2 separate regions of the Mus musculus genome follow, and region 2 is linked to region 1. Evidence: chromatin loops called from intact Hi-C (ENCODE). Cell type or tissue: gastrocnemius. All regions are shown on one strand. Each heading gives the region's core, and the rest is flanking DNA. Links, peaks and the distances in the headings are about the cores only.

The links. A loop is a pair of places that touch in the nucleus more often than their neighbours do. Peaks named below come from ENCODE experiments on the same cell type or tissue, not always from the same donor. Only the 100,000 strongest peaks of a DNase experiment are listed, where the experiment ranks them.
Region 2: it touches region 1 in a loop (2.0-fold over the local background); 7 of 42 quality-filtered maps call a loop at or near these places.

Annotation. Positions count from the first base shown.
Region 1 is chr7:128,413,292-128,421,619 of GRCm38, reverse strand. It overlaps Rgs10 (regulator of G-protein signalling 10), which reads left to right and starts at 3,448. Exons shown (of 5, transcript NM_026418.2): 1 at 3,448-3,554. The coding sequence starts at 3,506. In gastrocnemius, for the core only: no CTCF peak of the experiment used is centred there; DNase peaks (open chromatin) are centred at 3,410 and 3,886; H3K4me3 peaks cover 2,518 bases; H3K27ac peaks cover 1,159 bases.
Region 2 is chr7:128,362,780-128,371,107 of GRCm38, reverse strand. It overlaps Gm39092 (a long non-coding RNA gene), which reads left to right and starts at 4,098. Exons shown (of 3, transcript XR_869958.2): 1 at 4,098-4,423; 2 at 4,533-4,770. In gastrocnemius, for the core only: no CTCF peak of the experiment used is centred there; a DNase peak (open chromatin) is centred at 4,272.

The sequences.
Region 1 (8,328 bases), core at 52-8,051:
TTTTTTTGTTTTTTTTTTTTTTTTTGACTGAGTTTCATGTAGCACAGACTAGCTTTAAATTCACTATGTAGTCAAGGGTGATCTTAATTCTCTGACCCTCCTGACTCCTCCTCCCGAGTGCTGGCGTTACAGATATGTACAGTCACTATTCATCACATACCCCTGTTCTACTTAGTGCTGGAGATCAAACCCACAGCTTGGTGCTTGCTTAGCAACTGAACTATACAGCACTAGCCAGACTTAACAGAATTTTACAACACTTATTTATTTATTTAGATATTTTTACCTTACTTTATGTGTGTGAATGTTTTCCTTGCACACATGCATGCATGTATGCCACATGCATGCTTGTTAGATTCTCTGCAACTGGAGTTACAGGTGGTTGTGAGTCACGATGTGGCTCCTGAGCATTGACTCCAGGGCCTCTGCAAGTGCAACAAGTGTTCTAATCACGGACACACCTCTCTAGTCCCCACACTGTATAAGTGTTTTAAGAGTATACATATTGGGCTGGGTGTAGTGGCATATTGCCTTTAATCCCAGCACTAGGAAGGCAGAGGCAGGTGGAGCTCTGTAAACTTCAAGGCTAGCCTGGTCTATGTAGAGAGTTCTAAGACTGCCAGGCAGAGCTGCATTAGAGAGACCCCATTTCAACAAACAAAACACGAGTGCATGTGTCATGGTGTGAATGTGGGAGTCAGAGGACAGTTTTCAGGAGTCGGATCTCTCTTTCCACCACGTGGGTTCTGGTACCTACTGAGCCATCTCGCCCATCCTCAGAGTTTTAAATTCCTGGGTAGAACAAGGCAACTGACCAGTAAAGCTTACTCTCTGAAATTCCAACCTATTGGAAGAACTCCAAGGCCACTGCTTCTTGTCTGCTGTGATAGGTGGTCCTTGATCTAAATGTACAGCCAGCAGTGGGAGGAATGGGGCCTAACCTGTTTACCTTTTGGGCCAATCAGCTGCCATCATTGCTTTTGAGGGTGTAAATGAGAAGCTGCAGAGGGAGAGAGACTTGGGGATCCCTCGGAGGATGTGTGTTTCGCTTGGGACAGAGATTGTGCCTAGAACATACCTGTGTGAAAAGGTGATCCTGCTCTGACAGCTTGAGGGGGGGGCTCTTCCCCTCCTACTTGTTTTATTTTGTTCTGAGACAGGATCTCACGGTGTAGCCCTGGCTATTCTGGAACTCTCTATGTAGATCAGTCTGGCCTCAAACTCACAGAGATCCAGCAGCCTCTGCCTCCACCTCAATCCCCAGGATCAGAGCTGTATCTCAGCATAGGCCTTTTACTTTATTCTGGGTCTGATGCACACGACACGTGAATGTTGGCTTTTGGATCTTTGGACATTATGTATGTGAGTGTTTTGTCTGCCAGGTATGAATGTGTAGCGTACGTGCGTCTGGAGCTTGCAGACGTCAGAGGAGGACATCAGATCCCCTGGGACTGGAGTTACAGATGACTGTGAGAGGACATGGGTGCTGGGAATTGAACCCCAGTGCTCTGCAAGAGCAAGCGCTCTGAATCACTGAGCCATCTCTCCAGCTCCCAGTACCGATTTTGTGAGTCAAACAAAAAAGAAAATTAAATTGTTTACTCACTCTTAGCCCCGGTCTTTTGACAAGCTCACAGGACGGAGAAGGGGACCTAAAGCTGCTAACCTTCCCCATTATTTCCCATTGTCTAAGAAGCTTGGAGCTGTTCTCTCAGTACGGCCTCCCTCGGAGCATGTCTTAGACCACACCAGGCTTGCTGCCGGCACGGTGGGAAGAACCTGGCTGCTAGTGCTGCTGGCTTTGGCTGCCTGTGTCTAACTTCTACTCCATTGTGCTAGAGTCTCCTCCTTTCCTGTGTTAGCTTCGGTGTATTTGTGATCAGCCTCTGGGGACGCTTTCAATGGAGGTGGGCAGGGAAAATTTTGTTACTGTTCTCAGAATGCAGTGATCCCACTGGGATGGTTTGGTTTTGCCTTCTCTCTCTCCTTCCTTCCTTCCTTCATTCCCTTCCCTTCCTCTTTCCCTCTCTCTCTCCCTCCCTCCCTCCCTCCCTCCCTCCCTCCCTCCCTCCCTTCTGACTCCTTCCTTCTGACTCTCTATGTAGCTGCCTTAGACATTGCTATGTATATCAGGGTGTCCTCTAACTCAAAGAATCTTCCTGCTTCTGCCTCCGGAGTGCTGGGGTTGCTGGGATTAAAGGAGAGCACCATTATGTCTGTGTCTGTGTCGGTTTAGGCTCAGCTTTTACAGAGCCTATGACCCAAGAGCTATTTCAATGGCCAGGAAGCTTGGGGGGGGGGCGGGCGGCAATAGCAGCTGGAGACATTCAGAAACCCCGGCTTGGAAGCCACACTGATGGTGCTCACCTGCAAGCCGCAGCTGAAGACCTCTGCAGCCTTCAGGGGACGGAACATCCTCTTTGGATAGCACAAATGGCCGTGTTTGGAAATGATGGAGTGGGGAAGGGTAGGCAGAGAGATGGTGAATAACCACAGAGGGCCAGGGCTGAGGTGGCGTTGGGACTGCAGGGTGGACAAAAAGGGAGGAAAATAGAGCAAAATGGGAAGCTCAGAATAGAAGATATAAAGGAAAGTGCCAACTAGTGAAAATCCTGCGAAAGAACGCGCGCGGGGGGTTGGGGGGGCGACTGGGGAATGGTTTAGAAAAATAGCAATTAGCACAGCTAAAAATAAAGACCAATTTCGAGACAAAGCCAGACCCACAAGGAGAAAAATAAAACTCGCCAGAAAGACAATTCCTTGCAAACCGAATGCTCAAGAAAATGGGGCTAACGACACCCCCCTCTTGGGCTGTTTGGTAAAAAGAAATGGGAAACTAGATGAGCGTGGAGCGCGGCGCTGAGCAGGTGACTGGCACCAGGAGGAGCGTTGAGCCCGGCGCTGGGATCTACAGGATTCCGGTAGTTGAGCGCAAAGGTTCTCCTGAGACTGCACCCAAGTGTCGTCCAAGTTAAAAAATGTGCTGGCGCGCTCAGATCCACTCTGAAACCGCAGAGGCTCCAGACAGCGTTCTCCGAGGTTTGTCCCGGGGCTTGGAAGCCCCGGCACAGGCGTGGCGTGGGCCAGAGTGGGCGCCCACTCGCGGCGGCTTGGCTCGGGACTCTGGTGACGCCTCCCGGGCATTCGCGGCGTGAGCAGGCCGCGCGCCCACGGAATCGGGTAGACCCGGGGGCGATCTGGGAGGTGACTCGGGCCTGGCAGGGACACCGAACGCTGTATGTCTCCAGGCCGCGAGGGGAGGGACCGGGATGTGCGCGGGAGCTGAGGGTCACCCGGGGCCACCGCGCCCTGCCCTGCGCGGGTAACTGAGGGCTGGACCCAGTGCCCACGGGCGCGGGTGGGCAGGGAGAGGGGAGCGCGGCGGGGAGGAGGCGGCGGGCGGAGCCTGGAGGGGCGGCGTCGCGCGGGCTCCTCCTCCTCCTTGCCCTCTTCGGGCTTAGCCGCCGCGCTGCCCGGCTGCTCCGTCCTCTGGACGCCCGCGGCGATGTTCACCCGCGCCGTGAGCCGACTGAGCAGGAAGCGGCCGCCGTCTGGTAAGCGGTTGCGGGCGCTTGGGCGCGGGAAGGACGGGGTCGCCGGGTCCCCTGGCGCGGCTCGCTGTGCCGCCCGGACAGCAGCCGCGCTCCTCCCCGCTCGCTCTGTCCCAGCCGCGGCGGGAGCGCAGAGCCGGGGAGCCGCCCGGGGAGGAAGTTGGGCTTGAAGCGGGAGTCAGAGCAGCTTTCTTTCTAGAGAAGGTCTGGGAACCACGGGAGACACATTAACAGCCCCTCACTCCGAGGCAGCGTGGGAAGCCAGGCTTCCCTCCTGCGTGCAGCCTCTTTCTCGGGCGGAATGGGAAGGATGCTCCGCCGGACCTCTGCATCCCCGGAGTGGCCGGCCCCGCGGCGCCAAAAAAAGTGGAGTCCCAAGGTGGCTGCACACCAGGGCGGGGGAGGAACTTGTGTGACACGGCGGGGGAGTCACTTTGTTTTTCCCCCTGAACCTGCCTGACCCACAGTTTGGGGCAACTTGGCAAGACAAAGAACCCACGGTGCAGAAATGGTGATTTGAATCGTGCCATCCTTTTTGTTCTTAATAACACCTAACACTCTTTGATGGCTTAGGTTGTGGCCAGGAGCTGTGTTGACACCTTGTGTGCTTTCTCTTGTCTTCACCATTAGAGCAGCCGCGTCGGAGGGGTGGGGCTCTAAAGCCAGGGTGTTGGGTAACCTGCTCTACTCTTAGCTGATGGATTTTTTTAAACGTAGGTTTATTTGCTTGACTCTGGGTTCGGGGTTCAAAGGCTTGCTTTTCTGTCGCCCAGAGATTCACTACGCTTTAGCCGGTTTCCTCTTTTCACGTAAATATCAAACGTGGTTAAGCGGCTGCAATCAGACATAGACCCAATCCCTTGGCCACCACTCGACAGCTGTGCAACTTCTTTGTGACTGGGGATGTGCAAAGGGTAGCTTTAAGTGCTTAATTGGAGACTCCCCCCCCCCCATCAGCCACATGCAAATCATTTCATTAATTATTTAAGACAACCCCACTAAAGTCAGATTCCATAGAGTTATTGTAAAGAGTTTGCACTGTTGTCTTAATATGCGTTGAAATGCTCCATTAGTGTTCCCGAGTGGTCACATTCCCTTGTGATGCTGATGGCTGACACTGAGTGGTGGTCAGATTCTAGGCACCGGAGTTAAACTCCAACCTTGACTCTGCCACTCCGCCACACTGAATAATGAATGTCCTTGGACCTTTCTGTGCCGCAGAGCTGTGCTGGTGCTGGCTCAGTGTAGCTTGCAAGAACCAATTGCTAAATGTTCAGGGCATCTGGGAACTGGTTGCTACGTCATAGGTGGACTGAAATGAACTGTGGTGGGACATATCAACATATGTCAGACATCAAGGCTGGAACAGTGGATTTCAGGAAGCTGTGGACTTAACTACATACTTAAATTTTATTTTAGATCATATTTATCATGTGTATGTGTGTGCTCGTGTGCGTCTCTGTGTGTGTGTGTGTGTGCATATGTGTGTTTGCATGCTACAGCTTGTATGTGGAGGTTAGAGGATGACTTATGGAAATCAGTTTTCTTCTACCGATAGGTCCCAGTAGTCAAAATCAAGCCGTCAGGTTTGGATGTAAGCATCCTTACCCACTGAACCGTGTTGCTAGCCATTAACTACAGGTTTTAATTCTGATAAGGATATGCTTACATTACTAATAGTAGGATCAGCAGTTAAACCTGAGAAGCCCCAAGTGCAATGCTGGATACATGATAAAGGTGTGGGGCTTACTAGTTTCCTTTTCTTTCTTTTTCCATCATGTAGGGGAGTTCCGTCTAGCCTTGCCTAGGTTGCTTGCTGCTTAAAATTATATTTGGCCAGAATATAATACAAATAGAACCACTGAATTGTGACAGATACCTGGATTTGGGATGCTTTTGCATACGGCCAGATTGCAATCCCAAACTGAAAGGCAGTTTCACAGTCATTGCTAGCATGTATCTGTTCCAGGGCAACAGACTAACCCTGATGAAGCTTGCCCACACCAGTGATACAAAGGCCAGCAGGGAAATAGCAGTGCTTGGTGTTGGATGTCTATATGGCCAGAGCCCAATTTCCTTGAAATCTGTGGGTATAAGTTCTGCTGCCCTGTGAAAGGACACGAGCCCCTGCCAGTTTGGTCACTATCATCACCACCCAACATCAAGAAAAGGAGCCAAGTGAGAAAGGAGGGAGGGTGAGGGCTCCTTACAGAGATGCTGTGCAGCAGGCAAGCCGTCTGCAGGACAGTTAAGGATTTGGGAGAAGGTAATTTTGATGTTTTTTTTTTTTTTTCTTGTGGTGCTAGAGGTGTGCCCAAGGCCTTGTATATGTAGGCAAATGGCCTGCCCCAGAGCAACACCCCGCCTGAACTTCGCTTTTAAAGAGGTTTTCCAGAGTATCCTACTGAAGCCCCACCAAAGCTGGCCGTACCCCTGCGGGAGCCTGGGCTGGGCTTGACTGCAAGCCTCTCTCCCCCAGAGCATTCTATGTGAGGCTGAAAGAGTTAAATCTCATCAAAGATGGCATCTGTAAGTAGAGAGCTGGAAGCCCCACCTGTTTCTAAGGTTCGCAGTTGGAGGCTCTATGTTCTGCCTATCAGGTAGGGGAAGCAGGGGGCCTTGATAAAAGTCAGACCCCAGTTCCATCTTGGGGAACCAAGGGGAGCAGGAAGAGTCACAGCTTCGTTTTTTAGCAAGTACCCCAAGTGATTTTTGTGCTGAAGTGTGAGGAACCCCCAGAGGACCCTGGCTTGTACCCACAACCCACACTGCTAACACCTGAGGAGCGCCTACCTCAGAACCAAAGTAAAAGCCACACCCCTCCAGGCAGACTGCTGGGTGGTCTGTCAGAGAAGTCCGCTTTACATTATCCTATTAAACCTTGGCAAAGCTTTCAGAGTTACTGCTGGGCTTATGTTTTTAGTCTGTACAGAAATTTAACGAATTTGTTCTTAACAGTTTTACAGTGGAGCGTCTTGGCAGTTAGGGAAACTTTCCTCTGTAGAGACTCATGGGGTGGACCTGGGGCTTGGAAGAGAGCAAGGCTAGCCTCCAAATGTGGAGAGGCCAGGAGGAGATGGCCTTTTTGTCCAGATGACGTCAGCTCGATCTGCTTGGGTTCCACTATGAGCAGCCTGTGGATGACATGGGTGGACAGGAGGTGCGATGTGGCTTCAATGGCTGTCACTTGTCCATATTTTGTCTTTCATTTTCTTAGATGCCCAGGCAGGGTCTGAGCTGGCCATTGCCTAGAGCCTTGCTTGCCTGCCCCTTGCTTGCCTGCCCCTTGCTTTCCTGGGAAACCCTCCTAATGCTGGCTTCTGAGGACTCGTTTAGACGGTACTAAATTTATTGTGGTCGCTTCTGCTTCCCCCAGATAGCTAGCTGTCCACTGCAGCAGCCCGGCGGGTGGCAGTGAGAGAAGAGGGGCCTCAGGCAGGCAATAGCAGCAGCCCCTTGATAAGAGCTGTCAGGAGGCGTCTACTACGTGAAACAGTCTGTGCAGACATTCAGGGACAATTTTTTTCTTTGGACCTGGCTCCCATTTCTTGAGGGCCATGCTGAGTGCTCAGGGTCGCCTTGCTGCCTCTCTGTCTGATCTGTCCTTCTTTTCAACCCAGTTTACTGCCCCTTGCTCTGCCTGCAGAGCTATTGGTTATCCCTGTCTCCTTGAGGGTGTCCTTCTGGGCCTGACTGGTCCTCTGAGCCCAAGAGTGGGTTGTCTCAGAAATTGGGACCCCAGGAACGGGGGACTACTTTAGGGCTACTCATCTCCAAAGAAGCATACAAGATTAACCTGTCTTGGGCCCTCCTCTGGAGCTACCTGGATACACATCTCCTCAGCCACCTTGTTAAATAGTTAATGAATAAATATGCGGGTGACAGCTTCCCCCCTGCCCTTCTCCTCCATCTGGGAATTCCTGGTCTTATTTCCCCCTCAATTCATTGTAAACCTGTGACTAAAAGCTTTCGTTTCTCGAATCTTACAGTCCCCTTTCCTTCCCAGCTTCCTCAGCCAGCCGTCCTGAGATGTCAGTCTCCTCCATTGAGTTGCTCCTTCCTTCCATTCATCCCTTTGTGCCTTTTTTCCTTATTGGGTTGCCGTATATTCTCAGCGATTGTCACCTGTTTTCAGTGGCTCCCTTTTTTCCTTTCAGCACCTCTTGATCAGGTGCTTAGCTTAGCTCATTCCTCAGAAAGTATTGATCATTATAAGCTATATTCCGGACTACCAGATGTGAGGTTGACCCTTCAGGAACACATTCCTTTTGTTCTCAAGGAATGCATCGGATGGAGCATAGAAAGAGAGCAGGTTGGTGAAGGGATGTTTATTCAACATCAGGACCAGGGCTGGATCTCCAGAACTCTGAGGGTGGTAATCCCAGTACTGAGACACGTGGATCCCTGGAACACACTGGCCAGTGAGTCTAGCCTGTTTAACACTCCCAGGCTGGGGAGAGAATCTATCAAAAGACAAGGTGGACAGTGCCTGAGAAAAGACACCATGGACCAGCACAATGTCCACCAGCACACACAGGGAGTAGCTCAATTAAGAGACTGCTTACTTAGCAGGCACAACTCTCTGAATTCAACCCCTAGGACAACATAAAACTGGCCGTGGTAGATCTTAGCACCAGAGAGGTAGGAGGATCAGAAAGTCAGCCGGCAGTGGGGTGGCGCACGCCTTTAATCCCAGCACTTGGGAGGCAGAGGCAAGTGGATTTCTGAGTTCGAGGTCAGCCTGGTCTACAGAGTGAGTTCCAGGACAGCCAGGGCT
Region 2 (8,328 bases), core at 235-8,234, 51 kb after region 1:
CATTCCTTGGGTAGGACAAGCAAGGCCAGGATGTTTGGGATTGGCCAATCTGCATATTTTCACTAGGATCCTGGATATGATTGTCCCCAGTTATCTTGTACCTGGCCATGAGGCGATGAGGGTGGGTGGCCAGTAGCCCAGCATGAGAGAGCACGACACAGGTGGTTTAGTGTAGTTGGTAGGCACCAACATGGTTGGTTTGTGTATGAAGGATGCAGTCCAGTAGCTTATGGCCTAGAAACTGGCCAGCTCTGGGAGGAGCAGCCTCAGGTCATCAAGGTCGCAGATATCACAGCAGCAGAATCAAAAGACATGCTTAGTACAACGGTCTCCAGAGACCTCTGCACTCAGCCTGCAGGCCATGGGTCCATCTTGCTGTCTTTGCCTGGGCATCTGTTTAAACTCTTGCTACGCTGATGCCGCAGGCAGGGAACGGCATCATCTCTTGTGGCTCTCAGGCTCTCTCTATTCCCTGCTGCGTTGTCTCAGGCCACTCACAAGTGCCTGTCACCTGCTTGTTCCCAGTGTACACCCCCATTTCCATTTCCCACCTGTAGAGAGCACCATCGGGGAACATTTTCCTCTTCCTTTATGGTCACTCAGCCTGGCTTTCTGAGAGCAAGCCATGGTGATTCCCTCCCTGAGGCTTCTATACTGTCTTCTCTTTAGTGTTAAAATTGTGTGTGTGCGTGTGTGTGTGTGCGCGTGTGAGAGAGAGAGAGAGAGAGAGAGAGAGAGAGAGAGAGAGAGCACATGATAGCACATATATGTAGATCAGAGGACAGCTTGCAAACGGTGGTTCCTGCCTCTCACCATATGAGACCCAGGAATTGAGCTCAGGTGTTGTCAGGCTTGCAGGAAGCGCCCTTACCTGTGGAGCGATCTCCCGCTCCTGCTGTGGCTTTCCCACTGTAGACTCCTTTCTATTGGTGACCCGAACCACTGGAGCTTCCTTCTCTTAGCCTCCTCCCCAAAGAGATTTGGGGTGAGAACACCAAGTGGAATGGCAAATCCTTACAAATACATGCTTGTAAGGGGCAGAACCTGGGGGTGAAGCCACGCCTGTCTTCTGACCCAGCTTCCTTTCGGCCTATCCCCTCATGGAACAGAACCTTTGCAAGGCTGGGCTGGGGTGAATGCTGGCTTTTGGCAAGAATGCTCATTTCTCCCCCAACAGGAATTTAATGAACACCTACTACATACATCCTGGGCCAAATAATGGGTACAACGAGAATGCCATGGGAGAAAATAGTGGAAACAGCTGGTCAGGTGGTGATGCAACTGGCCCCAAAGATGATGGGGCATGACTGGCCAATTGTACTCCACCCTGAGACCCATAGGCTCGGTTGTACTGGGGGTGTGAAGGGGAGATGCAGAGCTTCGGATGGATAATGGTGGGTGAGCTCTGTTCTCGGGGTGAGCCTCTCATTTCAGCCTCAGATGAGGAAGAGCAAAGGGTCCCCCCAGAGCTGTGCCGACAGGGACAGGGACATGCATCCTGTCACGTGTCACAGAGTTTGAAGCTGATTAACTGATAGCCAGCTCCCAGGCTCCACTCTGCCATGCGGGGAACACTTTGTTTATCCGCTTTGCAAACTGTTAGGCGAGCACAGAGCACAGTCCGGATTCACATCCGCTACTATTTACTTTCATTTGGCCTGCGGATGGTCACTTAAGTGCTGCATGGTCTCAGACCATTAGCTTTCAGGGGGTTCATTTTTAATTGTCTCTCTGTCCGAGGCGGTCAGCACTGCAAAGAGGCCAATGGCTAGCGAGGGCACAGAGAAAGAAACTCGGATGCTGAGGTGGGCCCTAACCCTTGAGGAGATACTGTGGCCTCTCCTAGGAAGCCCACCAAAGTCACGTGGAAAGCTCTGGGTCCCTCTTGTGGGAGCCTCTGGATGAGGGCTGTGTAGGTGGTAACTGGGCTGGACACTGGACTGGAGGGGTGGTGTCCCAAGGCTGCGGCCACCGAGAAAGGCAGCCGTTTTCAGATTCTCACAAAGCCAAAGGATGGAGGCAGCTGGGTAACCAAGACTTCCTGCCTGCCTCACCTCAACATGTGGCATGTTGTGGAGTCATCCCCAGTGTTTGGTTTTGTTTTCTTTCTTGGTACACGCTTGTGTGTTCACGTCTGTATGCATATGTGGAGGCATGCATTACCACGCAGAGGTCAGGGTGCAGTGTGGCCTCAGTTGCTCCCTATCTTGTCATTTTTTGTTCCTGCTTTCTCAGGTCTAGGGTTACAGGCATAGTCACTATGTCTGGCATTGATGGGGTGCTGGGGATCCGAACTTGGGTCTTCATGCTTGGACAGCCCAAGCCTTCTAGACTCCTCTTCCAGATCCACTGTGCTATACCATGCTTCCGTCTCCATTGGCACAGTGTCCTGATCAAGCAGCCTTGTTCCAGATCAGTGGCTGCTCTAGCTTCCCCGAACCCCCATTTGGCCCAGCATCTGTTAGAAGCACAACAAATGGTCAGATGTGCTCACCCTGTTTGAGTCTCTTTCACGTTCTTCTTCTTCCTCCTCTTCCCCCTTCCCCTCCCCCTCCCCCCTCCTCCTTCTCCTCCTCCTCAGAGTGAAAATTTAGGGCACAACTGTGGCCTTAGGGCTGCAAGATCAGAGAGTTCACTTGTACTTTGCCTCCTGCAATCCCCAGGGCTCATCCTTCCAAGCCTCCTGGACCTTGTGTCAGATCTGCAAGCAGGCACTACATGCTACTTTTGGCTACCTTTGCATGATGCCCTCCTTTGCTTGAGGGTAGCCACCTCTTGACCTTGGACCATTTCTTCCCACGCATCAAGCCTCAGGCTAACTGCAAGCCCCTGGGAGACCCTTGGATCACCCCCTTTGGGCTTCTCCAGGCTTTCTTTTACTTTGTCCAGTTCTGTCTCCCCAGGGGCAGGGGCCAGGTCTGTTTCCTAGTGAACGCAGTGGTCAGCTCACTGTTGGTGACACTGTGTGACATTGTGTGACACCGGTCATAGAGAACATTCCCTGGGTTGAGTGTATGAATGCAGAAACAGCTTGGATCTGAAAAGTTCAATTGATCTCGTTTATAGCCCATGCCATTGGCATAACAGTGCAGACCAGAGGATCAGAGGGTCACACCTCCACCCTCTCCTCTCACATCACAGTCGACACCACACCACAGCAGCTGTGATTCTCCTGGGCTCTGTGGGGAACTGATCTTCGGGGTTGCAGAAACCTTCACAATTGCTGAAACCTTCACAGGTCCTTAGAGCTGTACCCAGGGGCACCAGAACCAGAATTAGGTCTTCAAGACCTGGCAATTCAAGACCTTTCCTTGCACCAAACTGGGCCAGCCTCCAGCTCCAGCAAAGCTCCGGGCTATTTATTTCTATTTAGAAAACATGTCTCTGGAAGCTGCAGAGATGGCTCAGGCTCACTTGCCCTGCAAGCATGAGAACCTGAGTCCAGTCCCCAGAACTCACACCAAAAAGCCAGGTGGCAGTGCACACTTGTCATAGAATGCCAGGGAGATGGGGAAGTGAATTTCTGGGGCTCACCGGCCAGCTAGTCCTAGCCTACCTGGTGAATTCTAAGCCAGCGAAAGACCCCATGGGAAAAAATATGGTGGATGGCACCTGAAGAAACGATGTCCAAAGATGACCTCTGGCCTCCACACACATGTTCACACATGTATACACATGAAAAAGAAAATGTGTCCTGGTTCTCTGGCTTCCACACGTGTACACACACACACACACACACACACACACACACACACACACACGAAAATGGAAATGTGTCCTGTTTCACAAGAGAGAGGCTGCAGGACAGTCAGTCTTGGTCCTATCTTCCTTTTGGTCTGCGAGGCACGTAGAGGGAGCCCGGTCGCTGCCCAGGGGCAGAGCCCCTGCCACTTCCAAAAGTCTAGTTTCGTGTTTACAAACAGTGGGTTTTTTTTTCCCCTTAGTGATATATAGTGAATGCCTTCCCATGCCAATAAACATAATTACACACTATTCCCCCAAAGTCTTGTTTGGAGATTAGATAGAAGATAAATGTTTCCCTTGTGCTAATTCTAGCTCAGTTTGTATTACTGTTTTGCAACGTAGGCAAACTGTTTTCTTCTTATTTAAGCATCGAAACCCTGTTTTTTAAACTGTTATGGCATACAAATCGCCTCGGAGTAACAGATGTCTGCTGGATAGAGTTGTTTCCCAGGAAAATAACCGGCTGCTCTATGGTCTCCAGAGGAAGGGTGGCCGTGCAAAATGCGTGTCATGTGGTCCATTTGTCACCCCCTCCCCCTCCAAAGACCGAGGGGACAATGATGTGCCGCGGCCATCTTCTAGCTGTCTGCATTTACAGATGGAGACAGAAGACAGAGGCAAGAATCTGGCATTGCCTGTCCCTCCCTCCTGGAGAACAGGCATTTCTTCAATTTCCTAGGTGAGCAGGGTCATGACAACGAGACATCAAACTGTGTGTATACTTTTACTACGTTGGCAAATTTCCCCAGAATCTTAGTAGGTAATAATCTATCGAATTTTATTATCAGCATCACCCTGTCATCATCATGATCATCACCAGCATCATTATCACCACCAACCTCCTCCTACTCCACCACCACCACCACCTCATCATCATCACCACCAGCATTATTGCCGATGTCATGATCCCTTTAATACGGAGAATTCTGGTGATGTGAGGATTCTGGTTCATCCACGCTGTGATGTTCCACTGCCTAAAGCCTGACCCCGAGCTCTATCACTTTCTAGCTAGCCGTGTGGCCTCAGGTGAGTCACATATCCTTATAAGCCTGTTTCTTCTCTTGTTAGGTGGTTCTACCATGGGAGCCTATGCTTTAGTCTGTTTAGGCTCCTATAACAAAACACCCGAGGCTGGTTGTTAGACAACACAAACTGCCATCTAGAGGCTGGAAGTCAAGATCAGGGTGCTGCAGGTAAGCTAGCAGCTGCTCATAAGGACGCCTCCTTTCTGTGCTCCCGTATGCTGACGGAGCAAGCACACTCCCGCACACCCCTTTTGTAAGGGCACTGATTCCGTTAAATCAGAACCCCCAAGACTTAAGTTCCAAAGGCTACCCCTCTGGATCAGATCACGTTGGAGCTCCAACACATGACTTTTGGGGGAACACAAGGTTTCAGGTTCCAGCACTGCATAAGACTCATAAGAGAGTGCATGTCATGTACAAAGCATGGTGCCTGGTACATGGAGGGTTAATAAATACTAGTGCCCTGGGGAGCGAGCGGTGCAGCTACAGAGGCTATCTGGTCTGTCCGAGGTCACAAAGGAAGAACAGAGTTTCCTTGTCTGAGTTCTAGACTGAGTCTCTTTTCACGGTCACCTGCCCAGCCCTAACACAAGCTCTGCCTGGTGTTGTTTGAGTGGCCACAGGAAGCAAGCCAAGGCCAGAGCTGGGTCTAGATATCATTCAAATGATTAGGATCCCAATCTTCAGAGCAGGATCTGCTGAGGCCCAGAGGATGGCCAGCCAAGGAGAGAGTAGGGACGAAAGAGGGAGAACACACACACACACACACACACACACACACACACACACACACACACACAGGCACACGAGAAGATTGCAGAATATCCCTGCAATTTGCAGCTCTACCTCACAGGGTGATAGTGAGCCACGGAGGGAGAGAGCCACTTAGCTCCTGGCAAAGAAAGTTTTTGCTGAGAGAAGACCTTCCCAGACCCTGGTCACCATTCTGGGTGGATTCTTTTATATCAGAGGATGCCCCAAGAGGCCCTTGTCCCAGGTCTGGTTGTGAAGGCTCTTGTACTAATTAATCTTCAAAGACCTGCCAGGTTCGTGCCAAATGACCAGGGCCACTGACCTGGCAACCAAATATGGGCTACAGAGGCTAAGCCTCAGTCTATAAGATGACCATCTGTAACTCTCCTGGTCCTCAGGCCCAGGGCTACCTGAGCAGGAAGAAGAGGCTCAAGGCACTTCCTAGTGTGCACAGATTTCATCTCCTGCTTTGGGGTCTGCCACTCTGAAAGCCAACACATATTCCTAAGAGGCCATCAGCGGATGCTCATTTCCTTAATGCTGATTTGTTTTGTTTCCTTTCGTTTTAATGCATGGAAGCAATGTTTTGTGGGATTTTCTTGTTGCTTTTTGGCCCTGGGTCTTACAGATGTAGCCCAGGCTGGCCTTGAACTCATGACAATTCTCCGGCTTTAGTCTCCCAGCTGCTCACAAGTGAGATCACAAGCGTGTATCCCATACTCAGCAGCAGCGTTGTCTCAATGCAAGTCGAACTGAACCTAAAAAAACAGAAAGATTTTTTTAAAAAATTTATTTCACAATAAACAGCCTAAGCCTAAGTACATTAACAAAGATCAAGAAATGACTAGCTGGGTACACAGAAGCTTAAAGGTTTAAAATGGTTGAGATATTAAACTTTCCTCTTACTCATTACTCGACCCGTAAAATAAACACTTAAATTCTTATCTTGAGCCAAAGATATGACTCAGCAAGTAAGGGTGCTTGCCGCCATGCTGACGACCCGAGTCGGACCCCCAGGTCTCACACGGTGGAAGGAGAGAAGCTACACTCTGACCCCCACACGGGTGTCATGGCACTGTGACCTGGCCACACCCAGACATACAGGTGCACACACAATAAATGAAGTAATAAAATTTAAATCTTCACTTTGCTTTGGGCGTTTATTCTAAACTGTAGTCATTATTTCTTAAACGTCAGAGACAAGGGGCTAAAATTTAATTCTTTCTACTCATGCTGGCTGGAGTAATTTTCTCGAACAGATGAATTATCTAAAAAACGTTTCAGAACTCACAACCAGATTGATACCGCCAGCTAATTTCCTGTTTCATATCCTCTTTTTTTATTATTACAGCATTTTAATTATACAGACTAATGGATTTTAATTATACCGACTAATAGATTTCACTGTGACAATTTCATACATAAATGTAACATACTTTTTGGGTTGCGTTTCTTTTTAATCACAGCAACATGATGAAAAGAAAATCCAACTTTTCAAAGATCTGACTCCGTCTAAAGGAATGTAGGGCTAATGCCAGTGACGGGATGGACTTGCCAGGAGAGCAAGGGCAAGAAGAAGCAGGCGCTGAGCAAGCTGCCTCCTTCCCTGCCCTTTATCCAGGCTGCCAGCAGAAGGTGTGGCCAGGTTAAAGGCGGATCCTCCCATCTCAAAAGAGCTGGGTTAGAGGTCGATTTTTCCACCCCAAAATCCAGATCAAAAGCGGGCCTTCCCACTTCAAATGATTTAATTAAGAAAAAATATATACATACCTCACGGGCGTACCAGCTGCTTGGGTTTTAGTTAATTCCAGATGCAGTCAAGTTGACAATCAAGACGAGTCCTCAAAGATCCACTGTCTCTGTCTTGGTCAGGAGGCCAGTGCCCAGGTCCTGGTCCCTTCCTGTAAACATACCGAAACACTTGTGGGAAACACTGGTGGGCCTCTTCTTGTGGGAAAAGAAGAAGCCATTAGAATGCCAAGGCAAACATCTGAGATCTCTCTCTCTCTCTCTGTCCCCTACCCTGTGCATGTGTGCTAGTGTATGTGTGTAGATGTGTCTGCATGTGGGGAGTGGGCAGGTCAGCGTGTTTTGGGTACCTTCTGCCTTGCTTTCTGAATCAGGGTCTCTGCAATCTCCTGTTCCCCGGGCTGGGATTACACATATGTGCCACTGTGACCAATTTGTATGTGGGTTCTGGGGATCAAACACGGGTCTTCACAGTTGCATAGAAAGCATTTTACCAGCCCCCAAACCATAACCTTTAAAGTCATTGCACTTTGCCTGTCCCCGTTCTGTGCTGGGACAATCCCTCTAGGTTCTCCTCTGACAGAATTAACTCTAGGGAAGAAAAGACCTGGGACAAAGCCCGCTCCTCATCAGCCAGCAGAGATCACGGAAGCTGAGCTGCTCTTTGCTAACTTGCTCTCTGGAATGTGTTCTGGCTGAGATGTCATGGGACAGCCACAAAGCCCCAGATGAGCTGCCAGCGTTGAACAAGCCCAGGCCTGTCCTTGGGTTCATCCTGCAGACCAGTAGAGGACAGTGATAGTATCCATCTTGCTCAGACATAGTTCAGTGGTAGCATGCTCTCCTCCCACACAGGAGGCTATAGGTTCAGTCCCTGGCATGGAGAGTTTGGGGAGGGGTATCTAATCAGAGCTGACTTAAGTTGGGATGGATCTAACGATGTCATTGCAGTTTTCCAGGGATATGGATAAAATTGTCACTATGTGACCATCCTCTCCCACTTCCATACTTAATGAGTCAATTTTTGAGGCTGTTTTGTTTTTAGTTTTTTTTTTTA